Linked DNA regions of Homo sapiens: region 2 is linked to region 1. A link is a loop called in an ENCODE intact Hi-C map of the cell type or tissue named here. Cell type or tissue: heart right ventricle. All regions are shown on one strand. Links, peaks and the distances in the headings refer to the core of each region. The heading gives the core; the rest is flanking DNA. Region 1 overlaps CNKSR3 (CNKSR family member 3). Region 2 overlaps CNKSR3 (CNKSR family member 3).

Region 1 (2,924 bases), core at 209-2,708:
AGTGGAATCATCTCTCCCCAACCACCTACCTGACTTTTCAATGATTGCTCACAGTCTCTGAATACCAAATATTGACAAGGTAAAAAAAAAAAAAAATTGTTTTGAGACTAAGCCATTTTTTCAATGGACTTTACTTTTTTAAGCTGTTTCACGTTTATAAAAAAAAAAAATTGAACAAAAAGTACATTGAGTTCCCATATATCCCCTCCACCACCAGCCTCCATTCCCAGTTTCCTCTATTATTAACATCTTGTACTAGGTGTGGTGCATTTGTTATAAATGACAAACTAGGACGGGCACAGTGGCTCATGCCTGTAATCCCAGCACTTTGGGAGGCTGAGGTAGGGGGATCACCTGAAGTCAGGAGTTCAAGACCAGCCTGACCAATATGGCAAAACTCCATCTCTACTAAAAATACAAAAATTAGACGGGCATGGTGGCGTGTGCCTGTAACCCCAGCTACTCGGGAGGCTGAGGCTGCAGAATTGCTTGAACCTCAGAGGCAGAGGTTGCAGTAAGCCGAGTCGCACCACTGCACTCTAGCCTGGGTAACAGAGCGAGACTCTGTCAAAAAAAAAAAAAAAAAAAAAGCCACCAAAAACAAATTATGAACTAATATTGAGACACTATTATCAACTAACATCTATAATTTATATTAGGGTTCACTTTTTGTGGTGTACATTCTATGAGTTCTGACAAATGCCTAATGTCACGTATCCTTCATTACAGTATCATATAGGATAGTTTCAGTGTCCTAAATATCCCCTGTATGCAACCTAATTATCCACCACCCCATCCCTCACCATGAACCCCTGGCAAACATAGATCTTTTTACTGTCTCTGTGGTTTTGATTTTCTAGAAAGTCAAATAGTCAGAATTATGCAGCATGTAGTCTTTTCAGACTGCCTTATTTCAATTAACAACATACTTGTAAGTTTCCTCCATATCTTTTCATGACTTGATAGCTTATTTCTTTTTTATTGCTGAATAATATTCTATTTTATAGATGTACAACAGTTTGTTTATCCATTCATCTATTGAGAGACATTAAGGTTGCTTCCAACTTTTTTGGCAATTTTGAGTAAATCTGCTATAAACATCCTGTGCACATTTTTTGATGTAAATTTTCAACTCCTTTGGGTAAATATGTAGGAGCACAACTGTTGGATCATATGGTAAGAATATGTTTAGTTTTGTAAGAAACTTCCAAATTGTCCTCCAAACTGCCTGCACCATTTTGCATTTCCACCAGCAATTAACGAGCGTTCCTGTTGCTCCACAACCTCAGCAGCGTTTGGTGTTGTCAGTGTTTCATATTTTAGCCTATATAATAGGTATATGGCGGTATCTCATTGTTGTTTTAATTTACAATTCCCTAATACAAATGACATTGAACATCTCTTCATAGGCTTATTTGCCATTTGTATGTATTCTTTGGTGAAGTACCTGTTCAGATCTTTTGTCTCCTTTTTAATTGGGTTGTTTGTCTTCTTATTCTTGTTTTTTGTATATTTTGTTCTTGTTCTTTGTATATTTTGGATACAAGTCCTTTATCTGATAGGTGTTTTGAAAATATATATCCTCCCAGTCTGTGGCTTGTCTTTTCATTCTCTTAACAGTGCATTTCACATAGCAGTTTTTAATTTTAATGAAGTCTACCTTATCAATTTTTCTTTCATGAATTATGCTTTTGGTGTTCTATCTGAAAACTCATTGCAAAACACAGTCACCCAAATTTTCCCCTATGTTATCTTTTAGATGGTTTATAGTTTTGCATTTTACATTTAGGTCTATCATCTTTTTAGTGATCACTCACATTCTTTGAATGCCAAACACTGACAAGGTAAAACTAAAGAGACAATGAGAGGATCCCTATTAAGTGGTCTCCTTATAGAAGTCACAGTGGCTACGTGTGGTATTTCCCCAATCAGACTCATCTAACCTTTCAAAATTAAACAACCAAAGAAATCAGGAAATTCCAAAGAGTGATTTTTCTTTCCAAGGGGGAGAATCCAAGAAGTGATACTTTTTACATTCCTCCAATTTGTTTGGCCTCCCTATTTATGGAAAATATATTTATAGCAGTTTCATTGCTAAATTCCTCAACATCAGTAGGAGGAAGGCCTTATCAAAAGAGCACAGGCTGGCGTATGTCAAAAGGAGGAAGTGATGATGAATAGTTACAAAATGCTCCTTAAACAGTTACAGCACATCCCCCCTCCATCATAAGGTTTTTGCCAAGAATTTTTTTCTTAAATCAAAATGGTCCTAAAGTGAAATTTGCACATCAGTTCAATCCTGACTAGCAGGCTAGCTAGCAATATACATATAACTGTATCCTGATAAAATGTTCAGAAAAAAAAATAAAACAGAGACTCGATGTAGTTAATTTAAGCACAGGAATTTTCACAGTAGTTGGTCTTGTTAAATAACTTTTATGCTTTCTCTTCCACCTAAATTTAAAAACTCATGTCCCAAAAGCCAATATTTCAAAGTATCTCCTGAAGTAATTAGCCACAGGGCATTTACTTAATGTGATTCCCACTGCCTTTGGAAAATGAATTTTACAATAACTTTTAGAATGTATACTTACCACAGTTAAAACTTTATCCTCCATTTCCGCTACAAAGCAATCCTAAAGAAGGGGATGGAGAAAATGAATACTAAGTACAAGAGTTAAAAACGTTCAGAACTGTTGGCCTAGCTTTCTAGACATTTTCTGCAGCTCAAGACGGTCCCTGACACACCCGTCAGCCTGCACAGTCCTGCAGGACTGGGATGGGAATGAGAGGGCAGAGTGGGAACAGAGCTGACGTTTGCACCTTCCGAAGGTCCTGCTCTCCCCTGACCTAAGGAGTTCTCATCCAAGGAACCCACTTGGCCAATTACTTAATTTGAAAACTTACAAAAATAACTGAACTGA
Region 2 (2,924 bases), core at 334-2,833, 65 kb after region 1:
AAGTCAATGTCTCCCAAACTGTGATTCACAGACCACCCCAAAAGACTTACCTGGCCACCTGTTAGACATGCGGCCGTCACTATACATGACGTTACCAGAATTTCTGGGAGTTAAAGCCAAGAACTCTTTCATCCTGACTAGTGACTCTGATGTCCACTAACAGCTAAGTACCCACATCCTAAATCTTGCATTCAAAAGACAAGGCTAGACACATCTGGCTATGATGGACTAACATCTATCAAGCCAACCCCGACAAAACTAAAAAAGAAATAAAGACGAGCTGGCTGTTTGAAGGTAATAGAGAACAGCAAAGGCAACCAGGACTTGAGGGGTCACAACCCTGGAAAGACATGAAAGTGAATCCAACCTTCTCTCCCACATTTCCGTTTAAGGCTTTTCTGGTTCCACAGCAGCCCGCAGGAGAGGCCAGGCAGGAAGCAGCCAGGGCTCTGAGTACAGGAGAAGCACCATCTGATTGCTTTAATAAGAGCAAACAAGAGAATAAAGCCATCTTTCATTCTATCCTCTATAGATAACCAATGTGGGCATTTTGATGTATTTCCTTCTTGTCTTTTTTAAATATACAGTCATATCATCTCAGAATTTTAATGTATGAGAGCATTAGAACCTAAAAACATGAAGGGACTACCCAAAGGTCAAATAGTCCCCATTAAATATATTTTAAAATCCACCTTGTCCCATTTACAAGAGCCCAATCATATATTAAAAAGAGAAAAGAAGTAGATACACTATTCTCTAGAATTTTGAGTGGTAAGATTACAGGTTAAAATTAAGTAGATCAATGCGATTCATAATGCTAATGATGTAAATGTTTTTCCCTCATCCTCAAAACCTTTTATCAGGCCAAACTTACCCACCTAAGTGCCTCTAGGGGAGACGTCAGGCTCTAATGCCTCTTGATTCAAACCCTATTTGCTATCTACGCAAGCTCAGACACATCAGGGTTTGGTTTCCTTAACTCTAAGATGAAGATGATAAAAGCACCCGATATCAAATAAGCATTGTGAAGGCGAAATGAGATAATGCATGGGAAGCCTTAGCAAGAGCCTGGCCCTTAAAGAATCGTGATAAAGGCCAGGCGCGGTGGCTCACTCCTGCAATCCCGGCACTTTGGGAGGCTGAGGCAGGAGGATCGTTTTGAGCTCAGGAATTTGAAACCAGCCTGGGAAACGGAAACATAATGAGACCTCGTTTCTACTAAAGTTCAAAAAAAAAAAATTAGCCAGGTGTGGTGATGCATGCCTGTGGTTCCTGCTACTTAGGAGGCTGAGGCAGGAGGATCTCTTGAGCCCCGGAGGTCAAAGCTGCAGTGAGCCCTGAATATGCCACTGCACTCCAGCCTGGGTGACAGAGGAAGACCCTGTCTCAAAAACGAGAGAAAGAGAGAGAGAGAGAGAAATGCTATACATGTCAGCTGCTCACTGCTGCCTCCCTACTAAATTGCCAGCTTCCGGACACGGATTTCATTTACACCTAACTCACCTGGCTGTCCCTAGCATAAAGCAGAGTAATTGGTACAAAAAAGGAAATTTGTACTTTTTTGGTTTTAGCTTTTAGAAAGGGAGCTAATGGTTGAAATAAAAATCTAATGAAGGTTTATCAAAATGTCATTCACAATAAATATGTATGGTATGTTTATCTGTATATGTGTGTATATACACTTATGTATCTCTATAGCCTGTATACTTACAACGCAAACTGAAAGACTACAATATTCTCCTGTGTTTAAGAAGTTTTGTGAATTGTGTTTTGGGGTGAGTGCCATTCTGGATTAAGAACTGAAGCTGGTGTTTCTTGTTTGCTTCATTTCCCGATGCAGAGCACCTTGAAGATGGAAAGAACCTTGAGTCAACAGATAACTTACTAATTTACGTAGGACCCCACTAACCAGCACAGAGATGGGGGCACACTCCCTATTTTAGGTGATATGTGAAAACTTTCTGTGCAAACACAAACAGCTCCCATCAGAGGCCAATATTATATAGCCACTATGGGGAGGTAAACTCAACCAAGAGAAGCCGAATTCCTGTTTTTACCCTGAAGAGTAACTATTCAGTGGTTTGCTGAATACATCAGGGCATGAGTGTTTCTGGCTAAATAATACCTGCATGGAATTACATGTTGCAATTTTAGGAATAACGGAATTAGGTAAATAGGAAAAACAAATTATACATTAAAAAAGTTTACTGAATAGCTGATTAATTACTATGCAGCCAATTTTATTCACATCTTACAGGTGCGCTTCTCACTGGACAATTAACACCTGACCATGGCTGTCCACAGAGGAAATTGCAAACTGGTCCATAGATATGTTTTGTTTGGTCTACGTCAAAAAAAAAAAAGCTATAGACAATTTTGTGAACACTGGGAAATGTCACATAGAAACCCAGATTTACAGCTTCATTTGACAAGAACAAAAAAATGACAAAAATCAGAAGCTCTGGAAACTTCACATCCACAATCAGCAGAAACCAGACAACACATGGCTTTGGGTTTGCCACAGTCTCCACCACTCCCTACTGTCACGCCCCCACACTGCAACTTCTGACATTGCCTCCTGGCCCCTATAGGCAACCGTGTTTGCAATTCCTGTTACAAGTCTCAGTGTGATTCCTGTTACAAGTCTCAGGGCCATTCCTGGTCTTTGGTGTTCACTTCTGCAGTGTCTTTTTTATTCTGGACTCTCATGGGTTTTGCCAAAAGTACAGGTTCAAATTCCATCTACACTGATTCAACGTTCACAACGCCCACCTACTAAGACAAAAGAGCTTTTTGCTTTGAAATGCAACATGTTTGTGACTCAGTATTGCTCTTTTCTGATTTTTCTTTCCCTCACTTCTCATCTCCATGCTTTGTTCAAAGCCAAAACCTGAGTGCTAAGTGAGGAAGCTCAACTATTTTCT

The links. Peaks named below come from ENCODE experiments on the same cell type or tissue, not always from the same donor. Only the 100,000 strongest peaks of a DNase experiment are listed, where the experiment ranks them.
Region 2: a loop joins it to region 1, with 2.5 times the contacts of the local background. A loop is called at or near these places in 16 of 110 quality-filtered maps.

The regions. Positions count from the first base shown.
Region 1 is chr6:154,430,872-154,433,795 of GRCh38, forward strand. It overlaps CNKSR3 (CNKSR family member 3), which reads right to left. Exons shown (of 13, transcript NM_173515.4): 5 at 2,595-2,636. Among named protein-coding and RNA genes, the nearest start is that of IPCEF1, 76 kb to the left of the region's middle. In heart right ventricle, for the core only: no CTCF peak of the experiment used is centred there; no DNase peak of the experiment used is centred there; H3K27ac peaks cover 1,353 bases.
Region 2 is chr6:154,496,003-154,498,926 of GRCh38, forward strand. The region is part of intron 1 of CNKSR3 (CNKSR family member 3); the gene reads right to left. Among named protein-coding and RNA genes, the nearest start is that of CNKSR3, 13 kb to the right of the region's middle. In heart right ventricle, for the core only: no CTCF peak of the experiment used is centred there; no DNase peak of the experiment used is centred there.